2 separate regions of the Homo sapiens genome follow, and region 2 is linked to region 1. A link is a contact called in ENCODE Hi-C or POLR2A ChIA-PET data. All regions are on one chromosome and are shown on one strand. Each heading gives the region's core, a stretch centred on a gene start or an enhancer-like site at or near the end of the contact. The rest is flanking DNA. Distances are from core to core; before and after follow the strand shown.

Evidence for each region. Hi-C counts contacts between places; a loop is a spot of excess contacts on that map. ChIA-PET counts read pairs that join two places held with the same protein, here RNA polymerase II (POLR2A). Pooled maps may share reads with other maps.
Region 2: a loop to region 1 is called in a pooled map, with 3 times the contacts of the local background. The contact joins the promoter of CARD11 here to the promoter of NUDT1 in region 1. A Hi-C loop is called at or near these places in 1 of 168 maps with a recorded cell type or tissue (K562) and 4 of 50 pooled maps. POLR2A ChIA-PET finds 5 or more read pairs at or near these places in 1 of 52 experiments (WTC11).

What each region holds. Positions count from the first base shown.
Region 1 is chr7:2,239,961-2,245,714 of GRCh38, forward strand. It overlaps NUDT1 (nudix hydrolase 1), which reads left to right and starts at 2,266. Exons shown (of 4, transcript NM_002452.4): 1 at 2,266-2,296; 2 at 4,603-4,766. The coding sequence starts at 4,615. It overlaps MRM2 (mitochondrial rRNA methyltransferase 2), which reads right to left and starts at 2,245. Exons shown (of 3, transcript NM_013393.3): 1 at 2,202-2,245. The coding sequence starts at 2,209. RefSeq lists an enhancer at 778-1,629 and a silencer at 1,952-2,171.
Region 2 is chr7:3,041,720-3,047,166 of GRCh38, forward strand. CARD11 (caspase recruitment domain family member 11) reads right to left here and starts at 2,148. Exons shown (of 25, transcript NM_032415.7): 1 at 1,948-2,148. RefSeq lists a silencer at 1,861-2,210 and an enhancer at 2,076-2,370.

The DNA of each region.
Region 1 (5,754 bases), core at 1,016-3,515:
CCAGCACTTTTGGAGGCCAAGACAGGTGGATCCCCTGAGGTCAGGATTTCGAGACCAGCCTGGCCAACCGTGGCCAACATGATGAAACCCCGTCTCTACTAAAATGCAAAAATTAGCCTGGCGTGGTGGCAGATGCCTATAAACCCAGCTACTCGGGAGGCTGAAGCAGGAGAATCGCCTGAACCCAGGAGGCAGAGGTTGCAGTGAGCCGAGATTGCGCCACTGCACTCCAGCCTGGGCGACAGAGCGAGACTCTGTCTCAAACAATAACTAAATACATCAATTAATTAATTAAAGTAATATTATTTTCTCATCTGGCAAAAATGTTCATTGGGCTCTGACAGGCTGCAAGAAAACCTCATAAGGACAGATCCTTGCCTTAGTGACCTAGTTCCAGGGCTTTGACAGCTAGTACAGAGGGTCTGGCCTGTCACATTTCTTTTTTTCTTCTTTTTTTCGAGACAGGGTCTCGCTCTATAGCCCAGGCTGGAGTGCAGTGGTGAGGTCACGGTTCAACGCAGATTCGAACTCCTGGGCTCAAACAATCCTCTCACCTACATGTCTTAAATAAAATTGAACTAAACCTGTGTCAATCGTTGAAGGACAATTTCCAAGATTCTCTAGACAATTGTTACAATAAATGTAACAATTTATTCACAGCCCACAATAGCTAAGCAGGTGGAAGCTATACACACCTCCCCTTGTTTAACTCTGACAACAACCTCACCAAGGAAGTTCTATGTCCTCTTTTTCTTTTTTTAAGACGGAGTCTCACTCTGGCGCCCAGGCTGGAGTGCAGTGACAGCTCACTGCAGCCTCCGACTCCCGGGTTCAAGCAATTCTCCTGCCCCAGCCTCCCAAGTAGCTGGGATTACAGGCACACCTGCTACCATGTCCGGCTAATGTTTGTATTTTCAGTATAGATGGGTTCCACCATGTTGGCCAGGCTGGTCTCAAACTCCTGACCTCCGCTGATCTGCCCGCCTTGGCCTCCCAAAGTGCTGGGATTACAGGTGTAAGCCACTGCACCCAGGCATTTCTTTCTTCTTTTTGTTTTTTTAGAGACAGGGTTTTACTATTACCCAGGCTGGAGTGCAGTGGCATGATCACAGCTGACTGCAGCCACAGCCTCTGGGGCTCAAGTGAACCTCCCACCTCAGCCTCCTGAGTAGCTGAGACTACAGGTGTGTGCCACCACTTCCGGCTAATTTTTCTATTTTCAGTAGAGATGGGATTTCACCATGTTGGCCGAGCTGGTCTCGAACTCCTGACCTCTGGCGATCAGCCCACCTTGGCCTCCCAAAGTGCTGGGATTACAGGCGTGAACCACCTCACCCGGCCATTTTTGTTTTGCTATCATCCAGGCTGGAGTTGCAGTGGCACAATCACAGCTGATTGCTGCCATAACCTCTGGGTCTCAAGTGAACCTCCCACCTCAGCCTCCTGAGTAGCTGGGACTACAGGTGTGCACCACCATGCCTGGGCTAATTTTTTTTTTTTTTTTAATTCTTAAAAACCTTTTTTAGAGATGGCATCTCACTACATTGCCTAGGCTGGTCTCGAACTCCTAGGCTCAAACGATCCTCCTGCCTCAGACTTCCAAAGTGCTGGGATGACAGGTGTGGGCCACCAAGCCCGGTCTCTATGTCCATCTTTCTGATTTAAATAAATAAATAAAAGTTACCACCCTCATGGCTCCAAGGCCAAAGCTTCTAGCTTCTGCAACACCAAAGCGTGCTGACAAGCCAGGAGGCACTGACTGCTGACCGTGAGTCGCTGTCTTCCCCTCGCTTAAGGGGTCTCCCGGGAAAATGGCACAAGCCGGTCCCGGGGGCCAGGGCCCACTCGACAGCCCAGGAAGCGCGGGCAATGGAGCTACCCGGCCCAGAAGCGAAATCCCGCCCCGGGCTCGCCCCCGGCGCCTTGGATCTGGGCCCCGGCGCTGCGCCCCCCACCTGGACTCCGCCGCCGGCCCCGGCCTCCCCACGGCCCCGCCGGCCCTGCCCCTGGAGACCTGAGGGCGCCCTCCTCCCGGGGAACTGCGACCCGGAATCCTGGCCTCGCCCCTGTCGCGCTCGCTGAGTGCGGGGACGGTGCCCAGCGCTCGGCACCCAGCCCCGAGGCCAGGACCGAGGAAGGCGACCGGGCGGACCCCCAACCACTCCCGCTGTCTGCACGCGCAGCAGCAGCGCCCAGCTCACCCCGCCATTGGTGTTCCCCGCGCCTGCAGCGCGCCGCCGGAAGTGCCTGGCCTCACTTCCGGTCAGAGGCCACGCCCCCGGAAGCGGCGGTGCAGGTACGAAAAGCGCGCGCGGGGATTCCAGGAGTCGTGGTGACCAGGGAGGGGAGCCGGGCCAGCGGGCGGCAGGAGACTAGGGGAGCTGAGCCATGGGCTTGGGGGAGAGCGGGGCCGGGAGCTCGAAGGAGACCAGAAGAGCAGGGTCGGGGGCTCGAGGGAGACGAGGAGAGCGGGGCCGGGGGTTTGGGAGAGAGACAAGGAGAGCGGGGCGGAGGCTTGGGGGAGACCAGGAGTAAATCACAAAAATTTACTTTGGAAACCGTGGCTTCTGGCAGAAACAGATCAGTGTCGGGACAAAGTACACGGGCCTGGTGTGAAACTAAGCCACAAACCCATTTACCCTGTCTGACCTGCCTCCGCCACCAGGACCCAGTCTCAGTGAAATGGGAAAGGTTCCCTTGTCCTCCTCGAAGGGCGTGCGATGAGGATGTGGCTCACTTCTTCAGTGCCCCGCTTCTCAAGCCTCTAGGGGAACATACAGACAGGCAGGCTGAGGGGCTCCCACCCCACGGCAGTGTCTAGGGGTGAATGTTTGCAGCTCCTGAAGCCCCAGCAGGCATGTGTTAGAGGGTGCTCTTTCAGTTTAGCCTTGTAGGTGGCTTGTGTTAGTCAGCTGTTAGACTCCCTGCCTTATCGCAAGGACAGAGGGCTTTCTGTATCCCTAGGTTTCTTGCCTTGATGTACTGGAGCAATCAGATCACACGGCGGCTTGGAGAGTGAGTGCAAGGTTTTATGAGTGGAATTAGCCCTCAGCAGATGGGGGAGCCAGAAGGCAGTTGGAGTGGGAAGGTGATTTTCCCCTGGAGTCGGGCTGCTGAGCAGCCTGGGCTCTCCTCTGACCGCCCCTGCCAAACTCATGGTTCCATCAGTTGATGGCCTGCTGGTGCCTGTTGGTGTGCTTTCCACGTCCTCTTGACGTCCAGCGGCTTGTGTCTCTGCCCACTATAAAAAACCACTGGGGTTTTTTTATAGGCACAGGACGGGGACGTGGCGGGCTCGGGAAATGCAACATTTGGGCAAAAAAACAGAAATGCCTGTCCTCACCCAGGTCCCTGGGCACAGGCCTGGGTGTGGAGCCCTGGCCAGAGACCACGCCCTCCTCTACCCAGCACTTCCCTGCCCCCTTCCTTATCATCTGGTCCCTTTTCTCAGACACCACAACTTCCAAGAAGGATCACTGGTCCTGAACCCTGTGTCTTGTCCAGGTGTGGACCCCAGAAAAGTTGGTCCTGGCTGGGCGCAGTGGCTCACGCCTGTAATCTCAGCACTTTGGGAGGCTGAGGTGGGTGGATCGCTTGAGCTCAGGAGTTCGTGACCAGCCTGGGCAACGTGACAAAACCCCATCTCTACTAAAAATACAGAAATTAGCTGGGTGTGGCGGCTCATGCCTGTGGTCCCAGCTATGTGGGATGCTGAGGCAGGAGGATGGCTTCAGCCAGGGAGGCGGAGGTTACAGTGAACCGCGATCACGCCACTCTCCTCCAGCCTGGGCAACAGAGCAGGATCTTGTCTCAAAATAAATAAAGGAAAGTTGGTCCTGGCCCTCCAGCATTTCTCCAGGGTCCTTTTTTCAGCAGGGACCTGGCGGAGGCATCGCCCTCAGAGTCCTCTGGACCTGGACCTGCACACCTATGGGAGCAGGAAGGACCCTTGTGACTTCCAGTGGCCCCCCTGGGTGCCAGGTCCCACAGTAGCCACAGCAGGAGCAGAGTGGGTGGGGTATAAACTCCTATCACAGGAGGGAGGACTAGCCGGGCCTGGCTGGGTGGACCTGTGTCTACAGCCACACATTTCCTGGGAATCTGGAAGCCTGCTACAGAGAGGCCAGGTCCCACTAGACTGAAAGAAGTTCCTGTTAATCCAAAGGCCTGACCTGAGGACCACAGGATAAACTGCGTGGTTATTTTGGTGCCAATCAGGCACGGGGACTGTTGTTCCTCACTGTGTGCCTATAAGCAGGGGGTTCCTGGGGGTAGACGCAGGAGCAAGAGCACGCTCTGGAAAGGTGATGTTGTCCTCTGCACCTGAGTACTGACTTGTGGAGAAGGAAGGTAGCGCCGGCCTCTGCTCTGCTTGATCAGCCCTGCTGACCACTGGGTTCTGTTTCTACCCCAGAAAATCACTGGTTCAATGGCAGTTTTCCACCTGCCACAAGGGAAGCCACACGTGGCAGGGCTGGGGAGTTACAGCATACCCCCCCGCCCCCCACTGCCTCCCAGAGCACGTCCCCTTCCTCCTGGCCCCTGGCACGTGCTTCCTCCACGCACGTCATGGCTGACTCTGCCCTCTCACCTTCCTTTCAGAACCCAGGGACCATGGGCGCCTCCAGGCTCTATACCCTGGTGCTGGTCCTGCAGCCTCAGCGAGTTCTCCTGGGCATGAAAAAGCGAGGCTTCGGGGCCGGCCGGTGGAATGGCTTTGGGGGCAAAGTGCAAGAAGGAGAGACCATCGAGGATGGGGCTAGGAGGTAAGGATGGGGCAGGTCTGGCCATAGAACCGGCTTTCCCAGGGCACAGGGATTCGGGCTGTAGGGCCACACCCTTGGTTTCACCACTAAGAGCTAAGTGACCTGGAGCAGGGGGTTAAGCGTGAGCCTCAGTGTCTTCATCTCAGAATGAAGAACAGTCCGCAGCCCTTCGGACTCTTGTGAAGATAAAATGAGGAAATGAACTCGAAGGACTTAGAACGGTGCGCGGTGTGCGGTGCGTGCTGAGTGCGTGTTAGCTGTTGTGGTGCGGTGGTGCTGGGGGCTGCAGGGCGTATCTGGAAGCCTCTGTGCAGCAGCTTGAATTGAACCCTCCCAGCACCCTCACTGTTGCCGAAGGGCTCGTCAGTCACTTGGTTCCTCTGTCTGTTCAGTGGAGCTGATGATCGCTTTCATCTCACACTCGCTGTGCACAAAGCCTCACTGCATCCTCAACACAGCCAGCTTCACCTAGGAAGGAACTGAAGCCCAGAGAGGTTGAGCCGTTTACCCAAGATCACACAGTCCTCCAGACGCCCCTCAACCCTCACAGGGTAAATGAGATCATCTGTGTAAACATCGCTGCACAGACGTTAGCCCCCGTTCGTGTTTTTGTTCTGAGAAAGGTAGGCCAGCTTGCCTGGAGAGGAGAACTACAGAGTAAAGAGGGTCCTGGCACGGAGGAAAGCCAGGACGCTGCAGCCTAGTGGCTTTCCAATTTTTTCATCACAACCTGCAGTAAGAAATACGTTTTGTACTCTGATAGAGTGTACACACTCAGGTGTGCAGGTACAGCTAAAGTAAGTTGCAGTAGCCGCCCTTATTACATAAAAGGGGGCTCTACTTTTCCGATTCATTTCTCTTTTTTTCTCCAGAGGTGGGATCTCACCCATGGCACACTCTTGGCTCACTGCAGCCTCAAACTCTTGGGCTCAAACGATCCTCCTGCCTCAGCCTCACGAACAGCTGGGACCACAGGCACATGCCACCA
Region 2 (5,447 bases), core at 898-3,397, 800 kb after region 1:
CGCCACCACGCCGGGCTAATTTTTTGTGGGTATTTTTAGTAGAGATAGTGTTTCTCCACTTTAGCTAGGCTGGTCTGGAACTCCTGTCCTCGGGTGATCTGCCCGCCTTGGCCTCCCAAAGTGCTGGGATTACAGGCATGAGCCACCGCGCCCGTCCAGAAGTCATTTTTTAAAATCACATAAAGGATGAGCGGATACACAAAATATGGTCTATCTGCACAATAGAATATTATTCATCCTGAAAAGGGAAGGAGATTCAGTCACAGACTACAACACAGATGAACCGTGAGGACGTGAGGCTCAGAGAAATAAGCCAGGCACAGGAAGGACATAGGTTGTATGAGCCCCCTTATATGGGGTCCCGAAAGTCATCAGATTCCTAGAGACAGAACGGGGAAGGGTGGCTGCCAGGGGCTACGGAGGGGGCCAGGAAGCTGCTGTTTAACGGGGGACACAGTTTCAGTTTGGGAAGAGCTGGATGGTGGTGATGGCCGCAAGATAACATGGACGGGCTTAACAGCACTCAACTCTGCGCTTCAAAGTGGTTCAGCGAGCTCATTTTATGTCACATGTATTTCACCACGATTTTTAAAAAAATCACATCAAGGACCATTCATGCATTAACAGAAGACTGCTGGGGCCAGTGGAGCCACGGCCTGCCTATCTGATACCCAGGCAAGTAACATCCACACGGGTCCAAGCATTCCCTGGCCTTGAATTACGCTGAGTCCTGGTCACTGTTGCGCTCCTCAGGGCAGCCCTGGCCTGAGGCAGGGGTGTCATCTCTTTACAGATGCCTTGCTGGGGAGAGAACCGGAGTTTCCGCGAAAGCGCAGAAGTGGACACTTACGGAGAAATTCCTGTCCTCATATCAATTCCCGGCTCCCGGGATTTCCGGCACGCATTATGCACAGGCTGAGCGCTCAATAAATGTGGAATGAACGATCGACTATTTTTCTCCCCTTTCTGGTAGGTTGGTAACCTTATACCTTCAAGACGAGTCATAAATATTAGGAGAAAATGTTTTGAACTACAAATCAAAGGCTTTGAGAGCAGGCCAGGCAGAGAGAGGTCAGTTTGGTCCAAGACCAAGTTTGTGTGGGCAGCCCCGAAGCTCACAGCTGAGACCACTGTCCATGAACCTGGGTCCCCGTGACAGCCTCCAGCGGTGCTCAGAGCCCCCGAGGGACAGAAACACCCTCTCTGCCCCTATCTGCAGAGGGGGCTCAGCAGAAGGCCTGGTGGCCCCATCGGGCCTGGAGGGGCCTCCTGGGGGAGGTGGCTTTCAGGCCTGAGGCCGCTAGGACCTGCTCCGGGTTTCAGTCGGGAACCTGGGCCCTCTCCTGTGCCCCCGCCACCCCCTTTCTAGTACAGTCCCCGCGGGGGGCTGTCCTCTCCCATCTCCCAGCTCCACACCCACTTTTGGTGCGGCTGCCCTTCCTCCCTGAGCCAGGCCCCACCTTCCCAGGAGCCTCTGAGTCAGGCTGGGCTGTGGTCTGCAAACTTCCGGGCCTTTCAGGTGTCAGAAAAGTTTCTCTTCCTCCCTCTGGGGCAGGTGCACCAAGGGGCTGCAGCCTCCTGACCCCCGATTTTTTCCTGTCCAGTAGGAGGAGGTGGGGGCTTTGCTGGGCGGTGATACTCAGAGACGCTCAAAGAGACACGGAGGAGAGGCACACGAGGTGGAAAGTGAGGGAGAAAAAGGGTTGGAAGGGAAAAAGGGGAGAGGAGAGTGAGAGAGAGAAGGGGGGCAGGGGGACAGAGATGGAGAGGGAAGGATACCCCCAGCATCGCGGGACCAGCGGGAGCCACTCCCATCCCCCGACGCCCCCCCCGCCACCGTGTCATCTCACTGATGCCCCCCATCTCCTCCCCGTGCCCTCTTCTCTTCCCCCAACTCCCCGCCTCGTGCTCCCCCTCCGCCAGCTCCCCCATCCCCGCTGCGCCTACCTGGGGCGCTCATGCTCCGCCAGCCAGCTGCGCGGGGCGCCTCCTCCACGCAGGCCTCCGGCTTCCTCCAGGCGACCAGGCCCTCCGTCCCCCCGGGCCCGGAGCCGTCCTCCGAGGGGCGCCGCCCGCCCAGGGGCTGCAGGGCCGGGAGGGGGCTGCGGGCGGCGCGGGCAGGAGTCCGAAGGCCAGAGGAGGCAGGAGAGAAAAAAGGAGAGAAAGTATGTCATAGGCTGGGAGGGGCGGGGGAGGGAAATGCAAAACCCGACAGGAAATGAGACTAAAAAATGCGAAAGGTTAGAAAAAGATAAGGAAGAGAGGGAGGGGGCGGAGTCGGTGCTTCGGGAGGAGGGCGGCAAGGAGGTGGGGGTGGGAGTGGGGACAGGGCCGGGGGTGGGGGTGCTTGGGGACAGATCAGGGAGCCGGAGATGGGGAGACCAAGGCGAGTCTCAGGGCCCAGCCCACCTGCATCAGTCGGGGTGAGGCTGGACCAGTCTGGGCATCAGTCCCCACCCAGCCGTGACCCCCGGCAGAGTCCAGGTGGGGCCTTGGGAGGGGCTCTCTCCCTTCTAGGTTCTCCAGGGCACTGGCTCCCGAGATCTAGCTGAATTTCTGAAGAAATTCCAGAGCCTGTCACTGCAATGGGAGGGGAACGGGGTGCCCCACATCAAATCCTGCAGCCTCCTACACCCCAAGCCTCTTTCCTCCCTCAGCCCCTGTTCTGGAAGCTTCCTGGGCATGCCGGGTGGTCAGCACCCCTTCAAAGGCCTTCCTCACCCCGACAGCTTTGGGGTCCAAGACACCCACCATCAGCTTGTGCCCTCGATGTTCCGGTGAAGTATACTTGTAAGAGAAACTGTGATTTGGATGTCATCATTTTACTTTATTTTTATTTTTTGAGATGGAGTCTCGCTCTGTCACCCAGGCTGGAGTGCAGTGGCACAATCTCAGCTCACTGCAAGCTCCACCTCCTGGGTTCAAGCGATTCTCCCACCTCAGCCTCCCGAGTAGCTGGGACCACAGGCGTGCACCACCAAACTTGGCTAATTTTTGTATTTTTAGTAGAAATGGGGTTTCAACATGATGGCCAGGCTGGCCTCGAACTCCTGACCTCAAGTGATATGCCCACCTCAGCCTCCCAAAGTGCTGGGATTACAGGCATGAGCCTCTGCGCCCAGCTGGATGTCATCATTTTAATAATTTACCCCAAATGGCCATCGTCATGGGTGGGATGGTCCCAAGGGTTTACATGGATTGCAGACTCAAAAATCTGGATGAAAGAAAATGTGATACACACACACACGCCATGCAATACTACTCAGCCATAAAAAAGAACGAAATAAAGTATTTTGCAGCAACTTGGATGGAACTGGAGGCCATTATCCTAAGTGAAGTAACTCAGGAGTGGAAAACCAAATACTACATGTTCTTATTTAAAAGCGAGAGCTAAGCTATGGGTAGGCAAAGGCAGGCAGAGTGGGATCATGGACGTTGGAGACTCAGAAGGGGGAAGAATGGGAGGGGGTAGGGGATGAAAAATCACCTATTGGGTACAATGTATACTGTACAATGTGCACTATTCCAGTGACTGATGCACTAAAAGCCCAGACTTCACCACTATACGCTTCATCCACGTAACCCAAAACCGCAAGTACCCCTAAAGCTATTGAAATAAAAATCTGGATGAGCCATGCCTACCCAGAAAACCTTAGTTTCTATTCTCTTGCTGCAATTGCACTGCCTCCTGCACCGCCCGCCCCCCCGTTGCCCCAGCCTCTGCACCTCTCATTCTACTCTGCCTCAGTTTACCATTCTCCTCTCATCTATCTCCCTCTCTTTTGATCCCCTCATTATGGCTAGAGAATGTAGGCTTCTGTTTCATGTTTTAAGTGTTCTGAGAAAAGTTCCTCGAGCTGCTAGAAGGAAAGGCCTTCAATAAATTAAATTTTCAGCAAGACAATAAATAAAAAATGGGACATTGGTCCAAGCACGGAAGAATCTGAAATACCAGTGAGGAGTCTGTTTGCACTGATGCACATGTGCTAGGGATGAAGGAAGACACGAGTTTGCTTCCTGTAAAGCGTGTTCAGAAATGCAAGCAAGGGCCGTAAAGAAAGTTTCTAAAATGAACACCAAGACCCACAGCCTTCTAACACCAAGACCCACAGCCTTCTAGGCCTTGGTCCCTAAGGATACATCTCACTGCCTACCTGGGACTGGGGAAGCTGCTTGTACTCCATGAAACCTCTAAATCAGGCAGTGGCATTTTATTTATTTATTTATTTATTTGGGATGGAGTCTCACTCTGTTGCCCAGGCTGGAGTGCAGTGGCACGATCTCGGCTCACTGCAACCTCCACCTCCCGGGTTCAAGTGATCGTCCTGCCTCAGCCTCCTGAGTAGCTGGGATTACAGGCACGCACCACCACACCTGGTTAATTTTTGTATTTTTAGTAGAGATGGGGTTTTACCATGTTGGTCAGGCTGGTCTCTAACTCCTGACCTCATGATCCGCCCACCTCGGCCTCCCAAAGTGCTGGGATTACAAGTGTGAGCCCATGCGCCCGGCAAGCATTTTATTTTATTTCATTTTATTATTTTTGAAACAGGGTCTCGCTCTGCTGCCCAGGTTGGAGTACAGTGGCTTGATCAAGGCTCACTGCGGCTTTGACCTCCTTGGCTCAAGCCATCCTCCCGCCTTGGCCTCTCGAGAAGCTGGGACTACAAGTGCACGCCACCACGCCTGGCTAATTTTTTAATTTTCTGTAGAGATGAAGTCTCACTATGTTGCCCAGGCTGGTCTTGAACTCCTGACCTCAAGTGATCCTCTCGCTCAGGCCTCCCAAAGTGTCAGGATTACAGACATGAGCCACGGCATCTGGCCTGTCATTTTAAAGAAGAGCTCAGATTTCCCTCCTGCAAGATACGAAATGAGGGCAGTGCCTTAAAACAATGAAACATGTCTGTAGAGATATGTATGCAGTAAAGTACACAAATGCTGCAAAGTCCCATGAATTTTTGCAGCAACTTGGATGGAACTGGAGGCCATTATCCCAAGTGCGAGTGTAACCCACACCCGCACTTCATTCTATCAAAACATGGAACTTTATCTGCACCCCAGAAACCCCCTTGTGTCTCGTTTCAGTCACTCCGCCACCAAGGGTAGGCACATTCCTGCCTCTGACAGCATCAGTCAGTTTGCCTGTTTGTGAACTGCATGTAAACGGCAGCATGCATGCGTTCTTTCGGCAGCCTGGTCCCTTTCACTCAGCGTTATGTTTCTGACTTTTATAGATGGGACTGCATGCGGGTCTAGTTCATTAAGACAAGCCTGTTTCTCCTCCAATATCTTATTAAAAATTTTAAATGTTCAGAAAAGTTAGAAGAACCATCTAGTGAATCCGCATATACCCCACCACTTGATTCTACAACTAGCATTTTGCTATATTGGCTTTATCACAGATCTATCCATCTATCTCTCCATCAATCCTCTCGTCCTTTTTG